5 separate regions of the Homo sapiens genome follow, and regions 1, 2, 3 and 4 are each linked to region 5. A link is a contact called in ENCODE Hi-C or POLR2A ChIA-PET data. All regions are on one chromosome and are shown on one strand. The core of a region is the stretch at or near the end of the contact, and the rest is flanking DNA. Distances in the headings are between cores, read along the strand shown.

The links. Hi-C counts contacts between places; a loop is a spot of excess contacts on that map. ChIA-PET counts read pairs that join two places held with the same protein, here RNA polymerase II (POLR2A). Pooled maps may share reads with other maps.
Region 1: a map with no recorded cell type shows a loop between it and region 5 (9-fold over the local background). The contact joins the promoter of TTL here to the promoter of PSD4 in region 5. A Hi-C loop is called at or near these places in 1 of 37 single-sample maps with no recorded cell type and 4 of 50 pooled maps. POLR2A ChIA-PET finds 5 or more read pairs at or near these places in 1 of 52 experiments (activated naive CD4-positive, alpha-beta T cell).
Region 2: a loop to region 5 is called in a pooled map, with 9 times the contacts of the local background. The contact joins the promoter of CHCHD5 here to the promoter of PSD4 in region 5. A Hi-C loop is called at or near these places in 2 of 37 single-sample maps with no recorded cell type and 9 of 50 pooled maps.
Region 3: a loop to region 5 is called in a pooled map, with 9 times the contacts of the local background. The contact joins the enhancer-like site here to the promoter of PSD4 in region 5. A Hi-C loop is called at or near these places in 8 of 37 single-sample maps with no recorded cell type and 5 of 50 pooled maps. POLR2A ChIA-PET finds 5 or more read pairs at or near these places in 1 of 52 experiments (activated T-cell).
Region 4: a loop to region 5 is called in a map of CD8-positive, alpha-beta T cell, with 8 times the contacts of the local background. The contact joins the enhancer-like site here to the promoter of PSD4 in region 5. A Hi-C loop is called at or near these places in 1 of 168 maps with a recorded cell type or tissue (CD8-positive, alpha-beta T cell) and 6 of 50 pooled maps. POLR2A ChIA-PET finds 5 or more read pairs at or near these places in 1 of 52 experiments (CD4-positive, alpha-beta memory T cell).

The regions. Positions count from the first base shown.
Region 1 is chr2:112,480,723-112,483,422 of GRCh38, reverse strand. It overlaps TTL (tubulin tyrosine ligase), which reads right to left and starts at 1,267. Exons shown (of 7, transcript NM_153712.5): 1 at 922-1,267. The coding sequence starts at 1,078. RefSeq lists silencers at 497-596, 1,157-1,546 and an enhancer at 1,867-1,936.
Region 2 is chr2:112,583,323-112,586,022 of GRCh38, reverse strand. CHCHD5 (coiled-coil-helix-coiled-coil-helix domain containing 5) reads right to left here and starts at 1,414. Exons shown (of 4, transcript NM_032309.4): 1 at 1,374-1,414; 2 at 1-49. The coding sequence starts at 1,375. It overlaps LOC101927330 (a long non-coding RNA gene), which reads left to right and starts at 751. Exons shown (of 2, transcript XR_923204.3): 1 at 751-886; 2 at 1,510-2,700. RefSeq lists enhancers at 1,521-1,690, 988-1,739, 1,006-2,205.
Region 3 is chr2:113,692,361-113,695,060 of GRCh38, reverse strand. The region is part of intron 1 of LINC02936 (long intergenic non-protein coding RNA 2936); the gene reads left to right. Among named protein-coding and RNA genes, the nearest start is that of LINC02936, 10 kb to the left of the region's middle. RefSeq lists enhancers at 961-1,090, 1,531-1,620. Within about 2 kb of position 1,345, at least 5 of the 41 ENCODE cell types and tissues checked have a DNase peak (open chromatin) inside an H3K27ac peak, as active enhancers do.
Region 4 is chr2:112,186,848-112,189,547 of GRCh38, reverse strand. It overlaps FBLN7 (fibulin 7), which reads right to left. Exons shown (of 8, transcript NM_153214.3): 8 at 1,330-2,414. The coding sequence ends at 2,042. Among named protein-coding and RNA genes, the nearest start is that of FBLN7, 50 kb to the right of the region's middle. Within about 2 kb of position 1,292, at least 6 of the 41 ENCODE cell types and tissues checked have a DNase peak (open chromatin) inside an H3K27ac peak, as active enhancers do; they include CD8-positive, alpha-beta T cell, where a contact is called at or near this core.
Region 5 is chr2:113,172,715-113,175,414 of GRCh38, reverse strand. It overlaps PSD4 (pleckstrin and Sec7 domain containing 4), which reads right to left and starts at 1,444. Exons shown (of 17, transcript NM_012455.3): 1 at 1,361-1,444. It overlaps LOC124907872 (a long non-coding RNA gene), which reads left to right. Exons shown (of 2, transcript XR_007087197.1): 1 at 1-145. RefSeq lists enhancers at 872-961, 1,582-1,751, 1,802-1,871, 2,101-2,601, 2,602-2,700.

The sequences.
Region 1 (2,700 bases), core at 18-2,517, 690 kb after region 5:
GAAGATGCAATTCCCAGATGACTGTGCAGAGAGGGAGGCCATGAGACTATGCTCAGGTCAATAGGATGTGAGTTGAACCGATCTGGGCAACTTCTGGATGACATCACTTACAAAGGAGCCGCTAGTCCCCTCCTATCTCCTGCGCTTTCCTACCCGTGGACATGTGGGTATGGTGGTGCCCAGCCAGCTTCAACCATGTGGATGAAGGTAATTCCCTCGGGGAGAGCAGGGAAGACAGGGAGGGCGAACGCAGCCTCGTGTAAGATCTTAATCCAATGCAGAACTGCGAAAACACATTATTTGGTGAAACTAAGGAAAGGTTTATAATCAGACATCCCTCCACACTTCCCTGGGCTAGGGTCTCTTCTGCAGCTCCTGCTTTTGGAATCCGGGGGTCTTTTCCAAATCCTCTGATCGCTCCTCCGCGCCTTCGGGGGGCAGAAGCCTCAGGGGTTTCAACACCTACGGCTCCCCCGCCCGCGCCCACGCCAAGCAGGGAGAAATCCTCAGTGCAGACGAGCTGCAAAAGATGACTCCAGCCGCCCGCTCTGCGGAGCCGCGCCCAGCGCGGCGGACCCGCCAAATCTGGGGGCTTCGGCCCGGGGGAGCCGCTAGACTCGCGCCTCAGGTCCCAGCCCCGGCGGCCAGCGTCTCCCGGGCTGCAGGGACCGGTCACCGTCGGGAGGTAGCTGCGGCCCCGAGTGGCCGCACCGCGACTCCGACTCTAAATCCAAGTTAGGAGACAAGAAAGCATTAAAAACGACAGGTTTCGATCTTTCCGAATCCGTTTCTGATGTGCCCGACAAGCGACAGAGGAGAAAATGTATGACCTTTAAAAACAAAAGCGCCGGTTCTAACGGGCCGCGGGAGGCGCGCAGGGCCGCTCCGAGGAGGGCAGACGGGAATCGGGGAGGGGCTCACCCAGTCTCCCGAAGGGCAGCCGATTCCTCTCTCCCAGCATCAGGTTGAATCTGGGGTTGTCTCGCCGCAGCCTCTTCCAGTGGCCGGTGGCGAGGAGCAGCCGGGAGACCTCGGCGTAGACGCTGCTGTTCTCATCGCGTACCACGAAGGTGTACATGGCGAAGCGCCGCGCGCCCGGGCCGCCGGGCAGCCGCCGCAGGGACCAGGCGGCCGAGAAGGCGGCTCAGCGCGGACCCCGCCCGGGCGCCCGCCGCGGCCCGGCCCCCGCCGCCCGCGCCGGCTACCGCGCCTCTCGGGTGCCGGCGGCGCCGCGCCCGGGCGCCCGCCGGGTGCCGGAGAGGAAAGCGCCGCTCGCACGCCCGCCCCCGCCGGCGCGGCCCCGCCTCTGTCCCGTGATTCCGCGCGGCCCGGCCCCGCCGCGCTCTGGAGGAGCCCGTGGGCGGCGGCGCCGCGCCCTTTCCGTACCCTCCCCCGGGGGCGGCGGCGGCGCAGGGTTGGAGACCCGCGGCGGTGGGCGCGGCTTTACCGCAGCGGGCGGACTGTGCGGTGGAACCGGAGCCCGGGCCTGGGGTGGTTCTTTCCGAGCCCCGGGTCGCAGCCGGGGGGCGGTGCCGGCGGAAGATCCCAGTTTGCAGGGCTCGATCTGGGTTTTTCTTCTATTGCCAAAGGACCTTTAATGGATAAAACCCAAAAGTTCTAAGGCCCGGTCCTGTGGCCTAATGAAGAAGCGCTTCCTCTTCCTCTTTGCTTAACGACTACGGAGACCCGGAGCGTCGGTTTTGTTTGTGTCGAGTGCTCCTTCCTTCGGCTGAGCCCAGGGTGGCGCACGGCCAAGGGGATGACCTTAGACTCTGCTGGTGGAAGCAGGTCCCAAACCGACCCCCTGGAGCCCTGGGCTCCGCTCTTTTCCTGCCTTTTACCGGCATTCAGCCACTTGCTTTCCCTTCTCCGGACCTCGATTTCCCCTTATGAGCGGCGGAGAGTGGCTCTTAAAAGTCCCTTCGGTTCTGATAGCCCACTCTGAAGACTGTGCTGCTGCATTTGAGATACAAAGAGAAGGCAATGATCATCAGAGCTCCCCCAAACTTCCTACAGTCCCTCATAAATTACCCACATCAGCCCTGCGCCTTGCATCTTTTACTCTCCTGTAGATAAAGAACACCCTGGGGCCTCTCCCCTTCCTGTCCCCCGATGCTCACGGTATCTACCCGAGCACATTGTAAAAGCGCCCTTCTCCTTCCCATCGTTGCCCAGATTCCACGGGGCCGCCAGGCGCTCACTCGCCTGTCTTGCGCACCGGCTCCACCTGCAGGCAACCGCTGGCTGTGGAGAGCCCGCTCAGAGCAGAAATGGGGCAGACTTAGAGGTGCTGGGTGCTTGCACTCCTTCCCAGCTGCTCTCCCTCCACGAGGGATAGAGTTGGTCGAGAATGCCCTGGCCCTCTCGCCCTCCGCACGTGCCCTGCGGGGAGGCGTGTGTCCTAGGCGTATTGCGGTGGTCCTCTGTAGGCCACGGCTGCGGTTGTCCACAGCTGCAACTTGCTCATCAGGGCATCTTCTGTTGGCTTCCTTCCTTTCCCTGACTACCGATGTTTCCTGGGATCACCTCCCAAAAAAACTACTGTACTCGTGCTCAAATTCTTGTTCCAGGGGGCACCGTTTGGGGGAACTCGAGCCAAGACGCTGTGTTTGCCGCTCTTCACGGCTGATCACCTTGAAAGTGACGTCCACTCCCACCATGCTGCATCAATTCCTCCTGCGACTCCTACTGACGACTCCT
Region 2 (2,700 bases), core at 165-2,664, 590 kb after region 5:
CTCCAGCTCCCGGCCACAGTAGCGAGCGGTGACCTCTAGGGCCGCCTGCCTGTGGGACAGGATGGGCTGAGGATCATTCCAGGCAGTAGGCAAGCAAGGGAATTCTTTTTTTTTTTTTTATTTTTTAGAGACAGGGTCTCACTGTGGCCCAGGCTGGAGTGCAGTGGCACGATCATAGCTCACTGTAGCCACCAACTCCTGGATTCAAGTGATCTTCCTGCCCCAACCTCCTAAGTAGCTGGGACCACAGGCATGAGCCACCATGCCCAGCTAATTTTTTATGTTTTGTAGAGACAGGGTCTTGCTATGTTGCCGAGGCTGGTATTGAACCCCTGGGCTCAAGCGATCCCCCTGCTTAGACCTCCCAAAGTGCTAGGATTACAGGCATAAGCTATGGTGCTCCGCAAAGAAAGGGAGTTCTGGTCTGGGTCTGAAGTAGGACTAGGAGTTCAGGGCAGATGTGGGAATCTGAAGGATCCTGAGATGGTGCCAAAGAAGTGGAGAGGTGAGGCCCAGCCCTGGGGCTTGTAAAGCAGGAGGGGAGCTTCTGGGGAGAGAGTGGAGGTTCTAAAACAAAGTCTGATTAATGTAAGGTAGGCCTTCAGGGTCCTAGAAGACAGGCCTTGAAATCCAGGCATCCCCCAGTAGGCCTGGGGATCATGCACAGAAGACTTGGGGCCTTAGAAGAAAGATCTAGAATTCCAGGGAGAGCTTGAGAGCCCTTAATGGGTTTGGGGGTTCTAAAAGTGAGGTTTAGAGCTCCAAGAGGTGGGGTCTCAGGTCCTGGGGAAGAGTGTCTTAGCCAAAGAGTCTTCAAGATGAAACCTAAGGCCCTGGTGCGGGACTCAAGGTCCCAGGGGCGTGAAGTCTGGAAGCCCTGGATGAGGTTGGTGCTCTGGGAATCCTGGGCAAGGTCAGAGTGGTCTAGGAACAAGTCTGTGGACCCTATAGGTGAGGACTGGGGTCCCAGGCAGATCTGGAAGGTTCAAAAGGTAAAGTTTGGTGATCAAGGGGGAGGAACCTGGAGCTCTGAGGATGGGTGTAGGAGTCATAGAGGTCCCTAAATAAGTCTGTAGTCTTAGGATTTCAGTGTGAAGGCCGGACCTGGGGTACTGGGGGCAGAGATTGGGTGAAGAGTGACTGGACCGAAGTCCTAAGCAGCGCGAGAGGGGGCGAGGCCTAAACGCTTAGAGGGCGGGGCTTGGGCATGCGGAGGGTTGGAGCTCGTGAGCGAAGGCGCTGAATCCTGAGGGTCAGATCTCCAAGAAGGAGGGAGGCTGGTCCTAGTTCCCGAGGTCCTAGACTAGGTCTAGATCACTGGGTAAAAGAAGGGGAGCGGCAGCACGTATGGGGTAGGCGCTCTCACTACTCACATCTCGAGACCTTTGCCGGCGTAGGGCTGTCCGGGGGGAACGACCCGCCTTTTCCGGTATCGGTTGTCATGGCGGCGCCCAGCCCAGCCTGGTTTTTTCCGGTAGCCAATTGAACTAACAACCCCGTTCCCTTTAGGACTAATCTGTCACGGCGGCGCCCTACCTCTTCTTCCGGCCCGGCTCGTCATGGCGGCGCCCTGAGTAGCCACTTCCGCCCTCTTCTGGCTAAATTGCTTCATCCCTATTTCCGGCTTGCCATGGCAGCGCTCGGGGTTTAACGGAAGTAAGCAATGGAAAGTATGGTGGTGCCTCGGGTCCAAAGAGAATGCGCCGCTGAGTTGCGCGGCACCTGACGGGATTGAGCCTCAGACACAAGCGCTCCAAATCTCCGACTGTAGCTGGTGGGAAGCGCCTGCTGTTGCTGCAGCGTCTCAACATGTTGTTCCCATTTTCGTTGGGTGCTGTAGCGGTAGGCTGTTGGGCTCAGGGATAGGGGGCCTGATTCCTAACGCCGCGCTGCCACCATCGGCCTTGCGCAGACGCTGATAATCCCCCTGGCACCCAGGTTCATGCGAGCGCTTGGAACAGGAGGGAAGAGGGAGTCAAACCAAGAGCCGAACTAATTCGGCTTGGGCCTGCCATTTACCCAGCCTGGGACCCAGACGTTTCCCCATCCCTTAGCGTACGCCAGGACAGACATGGCGTTTAATCCTGACTCCATGAGACTATCAAGCTAGTTACTTCCTCTCTTTGTAATTAATTCCTCCTAATGTAGCAACATTTCCCCCTTCCTTCTCATCTGTCTTAAAAGTGTGAGGTTAGACCTGGGCGTGAGTTTCCCCACATAAGAGACTGGATATCCCCTGGTCAGAGAACTGAGCATCAGTCCTGCCGTTTCGTTTGCAGATCTTTCAAGACTCTAGTCAAAATGAGCAGAACATTTTGCAGTTAATCATAGAGTTGAAGATGAACGAGAAGATGAACGAGAGCTACTTGATTGTGAACTAGTAACGACCACTTGGAGTCGCAGTGTGTCTGTAAAATGATGATGACAGTGACATCATAGAGGACATAGTGCAAGTGAACAGTTTGATACTGAGCTTGGAGCCTCAGTAGTTCTGGATAAGTGAGAGCTGTACGGGAGGTTGTAACCATGAGCTACCCTGGTTGGCAGTTGACATCCGAGGACCAGCACTGGTCATCGCACAGAAAGAAAACTTTACACCTTGAGATCCCTCCATTCTTCTTAAACTTCCAAGTGTATGTTTGATGGGAGAAGAGGGGAAGGGATCAACATTTAAAGGCTCTGGAAGGAGTCAGATAACTG
Region 3 (2,700 bases), core at 96-2,595, 520 kb before region 5:
TAAGTGAGGTCATGCAGAATTTTTGCTCTGTATATGCACATGTCTTATGTACAAGTAAAGAAGCTCTGCAAATTTTAAGACACCAAGGATGGGGCATTCCCACAGCGAGGCAGGCGCTGGGTGCAGGAGGTAAGTGAGGGAGTGTTGTTCCAGTCCAGATTTGATTCACTATTTCTGAAAACATGGAAATGCATTACCAAACAATTGGACAAATATACGTTAAAATTTAAAAAGAACCTTCTGCAGAAAAGAAAGGAGCAATGGGGATAAAACAGCCACACGGTCATGGGTGTTGCACGTATAATATTTTGTTCCAGTTGAAGCTCTGTGTTTTCTTAGCCAGTTTTCTCATGACTACTGATGTACTAAGTACAATCACACCGGAGCTGGCCGACGTTAGACTGTGGGCTGTGGCCACGGATGTCAAATAACAGCCCTGGCCTCGTCCACACAGTAAAGAGCAGACCTCACACGGGATGGTTTACCATCAAGGGGTCCAGACAGAAAGGCTGTTCTAGAACCCCTCTCACTTAAAGAGCACAAATCCGAATGAATACATTGTTTTATTGTTTTACCAGTAAGGTTCTTGACACTGATGACTTACCTTCCTATCCCCAGGAAACAGATGGTAAGTGTCCTTGAGGAGAATATCCCTTCACAGCAAATTCACATCTTTCCTTCAGCCTAGAGAGATCAGACAGAGATGAAGACCTCACCACTAAAGACCCACTCTCCTAGCTGTTTTGGAGAGGTCGCTCTTGTCTTTATAAACTTCTGAAGTTGTCTCTTGGCATATTTCCCTCCCCTCAAATCCTTATAAAAACAGGTGTGGCTAAAGCCTGTCTTTGCTGAAAGAACACTCTCTTCCTTAATAGAAAATTCTCTATTGAAAACTTATTTTCCCTGGCTGGGCTCAGTGGCTCACGCCTGTAATCTCATCACTTTGACAGGCCAAGGCGGGTGGATCACACAGTCAGGAGATCAAGACCAGCCTGGCCAACGTGGTGAAATCCTGTCTCTACTAAAAATACACAAATTAGCTGGGTGTGGTGGTGCATGCCTGTAATCCCAGCTACTTGGGAGGCTGAGGCAGGAGAATAGCTTGAACCAGGGAGTTGGAGGTTGCGGTGAGCCGAGATCGTGCCACTGCACTCCAGCCTGGCGACAAAGTGAGACTCCATCTCAAAAAAAAAAAAAAAAAAAGAAGAAAAGAAAGAAAGTCGTTTCCCTTTCTGGCTTCTGTGGTTAGCGGTGCAACAGTAGCAAAACTGGTCTCAGACATGTGAGTGGGAGGCAGGAAATCTGCAAAGTGACAATGGTCACCATGTGTACTCTTCACCCTTTCTGTGTGCTAGACCAGAGGCCCATGCTGGCATGCCATTCTGACATGCACTGTGAGGGAGCTGACATTCTCAGAACAAATGCCGCATGCGTGGAAGATGGAGGAGCCCCGTGCCAAATTCCTTCTGTTTTTATCCTCCTTCCAGTAGGAGCCCCAGATATCAACTCCACAAATTTGAAACTGTGCCAGACCAGAGTGTGTAGAGAAGTGTTTGGGGAACTGTGGGAGGGGGAGAAGATAATATTGGTATAATAAAATCAAATTCGGGGCTGGGCATAGTAGCTCACGCCTGTAATCCCAGCATTTTGGAAGGCCAAGGTGGGTGGATCACTTGAGGTCAGGGGTTCAAGACCAGCCTGACCAACATGGTGAAACCCTGTCTCTACAAAAAAATACAAAAATTAGCCAGGCGTAGTGGTGCCTACCTCTAGTCCCAGCTACTCTGGAGGCTAAGGTAGGAGAATGGCTTGAACCCAGGAGGTGGAGGTTGCAGTGAGCTGAGGTCATGCCACTGCACTCCAGCCTAGGTGACAGAGTGAAACCCTGTCTCAACAAACAAACACACACACAAAAAAAAAAGAAAAGAAAAAAGAAAAAATCAAACTTGAAAAAGAACTCCATTAAAAAGAAAAAAACTGATTTCATAACTATAATAAAAATACGCTATAAATATAGTAAAATGCCATGGAGTCTGTGTCTAACTCTGAAGAAAAAAAATTGTCATCTAAAAGACAGATTCTGGAACCAAACACCAGAAAAGTTCTCAAGAAATGAATGGCTTCTTTAGAAGACAAAGAATGAGTAAGTTCAGTTGTAACCAGAAGTGAAAGCAAAGTCATCTACAGCTATGCTTGGAGATGTTGGTCTTTTCATAGCATGGTCTTTTTGTGGCATGCAGCAGTGAGGGCAAAGAAACCACTAGGGAACTTTGAAGCCTTGGTTCGCTGCTGCTAGGGATTCCATTGTACAGATCTACTATGCACCAGTTAATGGATAGTTTACTTTATCTATGCACCAGTTAATGGATATTTGAATTATTTTCAGTTTTTACTTATTATGAATAATGTGGCTTCAAACACCCCCATGTACGCTTTTAGGTAGACATAAACCTTCAATTCTCTTCATAGATACTTAGGAGTGAAATTGATGGATCGTTTGTTAAGTACAGGTTTAACTTTTTAACACACTTTCAAACTATTTTCCAAATGACTATGTCATTTTAAAATCTTACCAACACATACTTGTCAATACTTGGTATTGTCAATCTCTTAATTATAGGCATTTTAGTGGGTATGAACTGAATGTACGTTATTCTGGTTTTAGTTGCATTTCCCTAATGATTAATTATTTGGAACATT
Region 4 (2,700 bases), core at 43-2,542, 990 kb after region 5:
TGGAGCTCTGAAAGGACAAAAGAAAAGTTGATTCCATAGAGGAGAGTGAGGAGAGAGCATATAGAGAACAAGACACTCCACAGGGAGAAGTGCCCAGCCATTATCCACAAAAGACCCATCATCCACATCATCCACAAGAAGTGCCCAGCCATCATTGTCCACAGCCATCATCCACATCCTAAGCAGTCAGCCATTTGTACTTTGGTGCTGTGGGCACCGGGGCTGGGTGCGTGATTTCATCAGTGGGAAGCAGGTTTGATGACGGCAGATCTTGGTGATGGAAATTGTTGCTTTAAACTGGGCTGTTTGGCATCAAAGCCCTATCATATACCAGTTTAGAGGGCACCTGCTCTGGAGACTCCCCAAACACTCCCCACCTTCTGGCATGTGAGAGGCTTGTCCCCCTGAACACATCATATCTCAATATATCCCACATATATCCCACATCATATGTCATCATATCTCACATATGATGTGTGTGATGTGTGGGCTGTCCCTAGCCCACAGCTGTGACATCTCCCATTCAGGAACCTGGCCAGGCCCTTAGACTCTTCCGCCTGGTGTTGTGCACATGGGACTGGGTGGTGTGCAGGCTTCTGGCCCAGCATAGCTACATTTAGAAACATAAGGCTGTGGATAATGTTTTAATGAAGTCTTGTAACTTTAGTTTGCATGTCCTTTTTCTGTTGTTAGAGATCGCAGCTGAGCCCATGGGAGAAGAAACATTTCAAAAGCAACTCTTGACTGTGTCTCAACCTTTGTCCAAACAACAGTACAAGAATAAACCATCTTAGAAACCATCTTGATGTAGGGCTTGATCATTGAACTAGTGACACACTTCTGGCTCCATCTCATACCAGGGCAAATACAAAGATTTAAATAAAATATGTGTGAGGAAATCTCACCAGCAGCTTGACATGTAATTAGATAATGAAACTTTCTTACAGCTTCGCTACCTCTTAAGTTTTAGCTTGAATGATCTTCCCCACCCTACCCCATACCCCATCCTACCACACCCCACTCAGCTCTGGCCAGTGTTTTCTCTCTTTGATCACCTGGAGGGCGTCACCCTGTAGTGAATTCATCAGAAACAAAAGGCCATGGAATCTATGACAACTCAAGCATTTTCCTAAACTCTCCACGGCCAGGTATTGTCCTTACCAATCTCCCATGTGGTCAAAACAAATTTATAATGTGGAACAGTCCCAAACATCACCTCTGTGTTCTCTGACTCATTTATTCCAGTGTATCCAACCCAGACAGGAAGAGAGTCAGCCACCCCCTCCTAGAAGGAAGTGGGCTGTCTCATGCTCAGGTAGAAGTCAGGCGGGCAGGAAGGAGCAATCACTTTTATTTTTTCAGTTATATTACCAGGTTATGTATTTGAGATATGATTTCTCAAAAGGGAAGTAACTCAGGCAGAATCCATGCTTTTAACAATGGGTCCTTGGTCTAGAAGGATCTGCGTGGGGTTTAAGGCCCTCCTGTGACTCTCTGATGAGAAGGCAGGCAGGCAGGCATGTCACAGAGGAAAAGGCAGATAAGAACAACGTGCTGGGTCATGGGAGGAGACTCCACTTCCTATGCCACATGCGCAGAGGCATGACTAGGGCCCCCCGCACGACTAGAACCGTTTCATTCATAGCAAGCCTGGCTACAAAAAGGCAGAAGGGCTGATAGTCACCTGACACACATTGCCACCTTTTCTCTCCCCAGCTAGTTCAAACTCACAAGGCCATTTGCACAGCATTTTGGAAAGCCACCCATCCCCTGGATGAAAAAGTTTTAAGAAAGTTAGTGCATAATCTAAGGGAAGGGCCTCAAAGCAGAAAAAAAAAAAGAGTGATGGCAGCAGTTGAGTTTTGTGGCTGCTCTTCCGTGCTATTCCATGGGGCGCCGTGCAACGCTGCCCTAGAAGCCTGGGTGCACTGGTGAGAGGGCGGGAACAGGCGGGAGGCTCCACGCAGTCGGTGCCCGAAGCTGAGCCTTCGGGGAAGAGAAATGAGGTCAGCTCTCCACACCCCAGTGCCCCTGTGTACCCTCAGAAGTCATAGGGGGATACAAAGATGGTGACCTTGGACACGTGGTTGGCCTGGAAGGAGCGGTCCAGGTATTCCGACATGTCGACGTCCACCTCCAGCGTCTGAGGCCCCTCCAGGTTCTGCACAAGGATCAGATCCCCAGTCTGCCGGTCTGAACGCTGCATCACAAAGTGGCCGCGGCTGTTCCCACCCACGATCCCAAACCGCAGGCTGTTGGGCCCAGCTCGGCCGGGGGCAGAGGCTGTGGCCATGCGGAAGAGCGTGATGGGCGTCTTCAGGTTGGAAGGCAGAGAGAGGTAATGGAAGGAGATGGTCTTGGGCAGATGGCGGCAGGGCCTGCTGTCCATGGGGCAGGGGTTCCGCTCACACTGGCTGGAGCGGAGAGGCAAAATGGAGGCAGTCAGCCTTGGGGAGTCTCATGAAGAGCTGCTCTGACCCGGCTGCCCACCTGCCCTCTTGCAGAGGCCACCTAGATGACCTTTCCCAGCCACGGGTCCTTCACCCAGGAGCTATGGAGCTGTGGACGAGTGAATGTAGCTGGTGTCAGGCATGGCAAAGGAAGGGCTGCTGCTTCTGTTCCTGCTCAAGGGTGCTCCCTGCCCACCTGTGTACGTGTGTATGTGTGTGCACATACATTTATTTATGCTATTACTATCAT
Region 5 (2,700 bases), core at 195-2,694:
TGCCCACACAGAAAGAGCCATCATGCAAATTTGCACGCACACACACACACACAGAGAGAGAGAGAGAGAGAGAAGACAGTGCTACTGAAGGCCTGTGGTGAGGCCAGCAGAGGCTCAGGAAGGGAGCAGAGGATGGCGGTCTGAGGTAGGCAGAGAGTATCCAGGGGAGAGATCACGGGGGTAGGGACAGAATGACAAAGGGGACCCAGTACAGCTGCTGCCTGGGGAGGACAAAGACCCCTAGGGGGCTGGGGCCAGGCTGGGCCTCTCCTCCCTGGGTCCTCTCACCCCACATCCCTCACCCCTTCTGTGGGTCTCTCCCCCTTCCCCAACAAAGAGCTCAGCAGCCTGTGTTCTGATCCCCATGCTAGGCGGTTCCTTGTCTGTAGGAGGAGGGGGCCACGGGATGCTCTAGAGTCCTAGGCAGCTGGGAGACAGGCCTGCTTGGGGACCACTTTTTAAAGCTGGTCCAAGGTCCAATGAACGGAGGAGTATTTATCATCAGCTAATGACAGGCCACCCTTCCCTGCATTCTAGCAGAGGAGTGACTTCAACTGTGGAATTTTAGGCCCTGGAATAAGGGGGGAATGGCAGTGTCAGGGGACTTTCCCTCCATGCAGCTACCTTCACTATAACAATAATGACTACAGTGGGCCTTAGTTTCCTACACAGGCACACTTTGAGAGTTCAGTGGTTCCTGTTGCCCATCAGGACAACAGGCCTAAGCCAGAGCTAAACCAGTAAGGAGGGTCCCCTTACCTCTCCTCGAGCTTCTCCAGGATGGTCCTGGAAGGCAAGATGAAGCTGGGAGCCCCCTGATGGCCAAGTTGACTCTGAGCTCCTGCAGCAACCACACCCAGAGCCACCCCCACCCCAAACCCAGGCCTTCCAGACTCCCTCTCTCCAGAGTCTAGGGTCGAGAATCACTTGGGACCTTTGGCCACAAAAGCCCCCACTGGGTACTCAGCCAGAGCAGTCACTGGGGACGCAGTGACACTCACAAGAGGATTAGCAAGGAGCTTCCTTCACCCTTCACTATTGCAGACCTCCAGAGGCTCTGCGGGGAGCCAGGGAAGGGAAACAACAGAGGTCCGTGGGGCCAGGGCAGGGAATCAGAGAAGGGTCAGATGAGGAGGGGTAGGCTGAGGGAGGAGGGGGACGGGACACAGAGCAGGAAGGGGGAAGGAGGGGCCTAGCCTAGCCCAGGCTCATGGCAGGTGCACACGGCACTGCCAGAGCCCTCGCCTCTCCCCTGCCCACCTGCCCCAGCCCCTGCCACAAGGACCCACATGTGACTCTCCACATTCCCTGCTCCCACAGGTTCCACCAGCCCCAACCTAGGCAGACCCACTTAGCTCACCTCCAAAGGACCCAAGAATGGATGGCTTGGCCTGGGCTCCCCAAGAGCACTTCCTGGCTCACAGTCGGCTTGCCCAGTGAATGTGGCTGTGACGGCTGGAGCTTCCGACTTCCGCTCCTCCTCACCACAACACACACCCCTCCTGCTCCCCGCCGCCTCCCCAGGGTTCCCTAGCTGCTCAACACCTCACACTTCCTGCCCACAAGATAAGAGCCTCTCTTCCTAGGCCCAGCGCCTGCAGCCCCTTTCCCCATGCCCCTGCTCCTTGGAGGCCCCCACCCTGCACACCAGCCTAGAAAGAACCTGCCATGGTGGAACTGGCCTCTCCCTGCCATGCAGGGGCCTGGGATTGAAAGGGGAAGGGGCCGAGGCCTGGTTGGTAAGCAGGCCCCACCTCCTTCCTCCCTGCGCTTCTGCCCCAGGTTCTCAGTCTTGCTCTGGCTCTTGGTCCCCTGCAGGGCACCCAGTGAGAGACAGGAGGGCCCTAAGTTGGGCAATTTCTGGTTTTAAAACAAATGACATTTCAATTTTTGTGTGACTATGTCTCATGTCACTGGTAATAATGCAAATGATACAATTGCCTTTTAGTTACAAAGTTTCTCCCAATAGTACCTCAATCCCTCCTCACACCTACTTTATGAAGCATTAATAACCCCATCATACAGATCCGGATCTGGAGGCAAGCTCAGAGATGCTAAGCCACTGCCCAGGGTTGCACAGCTGGAAAATTACAAAGCTGGGGTTAGAATACAGAGCCTGTGACTATATGAACCAAGGGACCTCCATTCCCCGTGGCTGAATTCCCAACACACGTCCTCAGGACACCGGCCGCAGTGTCCACAAGTGTAAGTGAGGCTGGTGGGGAGCGCAAACACCATGCCATTCTCCTCCCTCCACACAATCTACTTCCTCAACATCAATGACCGTCAACTTCTCTGCTGAGGCTCCACCACTCCCACCCTCCCTGAACTCTCGTCTTCATGATTCCAGCTGACCCAGAGACTCCCTCACTTGCATGTCCACACAGCAGTGGGGACCAGCCACCCTGACCCAGAGTTGAGAGGGTCGGGCTCTAGCTCACCTACAGCCGCACCCCTCCCTGCAGGGTACAGAGTCCACAGGAACATACCAACATGGAGCCCGTGCACCCTGCTTCTCCACCACACTCTGCGTGCCCCAGATCCCGAGACTCTCCACTTCTGGGGCCCAAATGGCCTCCTCCCCATGTGGGCACACAGCACCGCTGCCCTATGCAGCCTGAGACTGGGTGAAGCGCTGGCAAGAGTCCTGATAGCAGAGACGGGAGCAGGTAGAGAGAGCTCAAACCTTTGGGCAGGTCA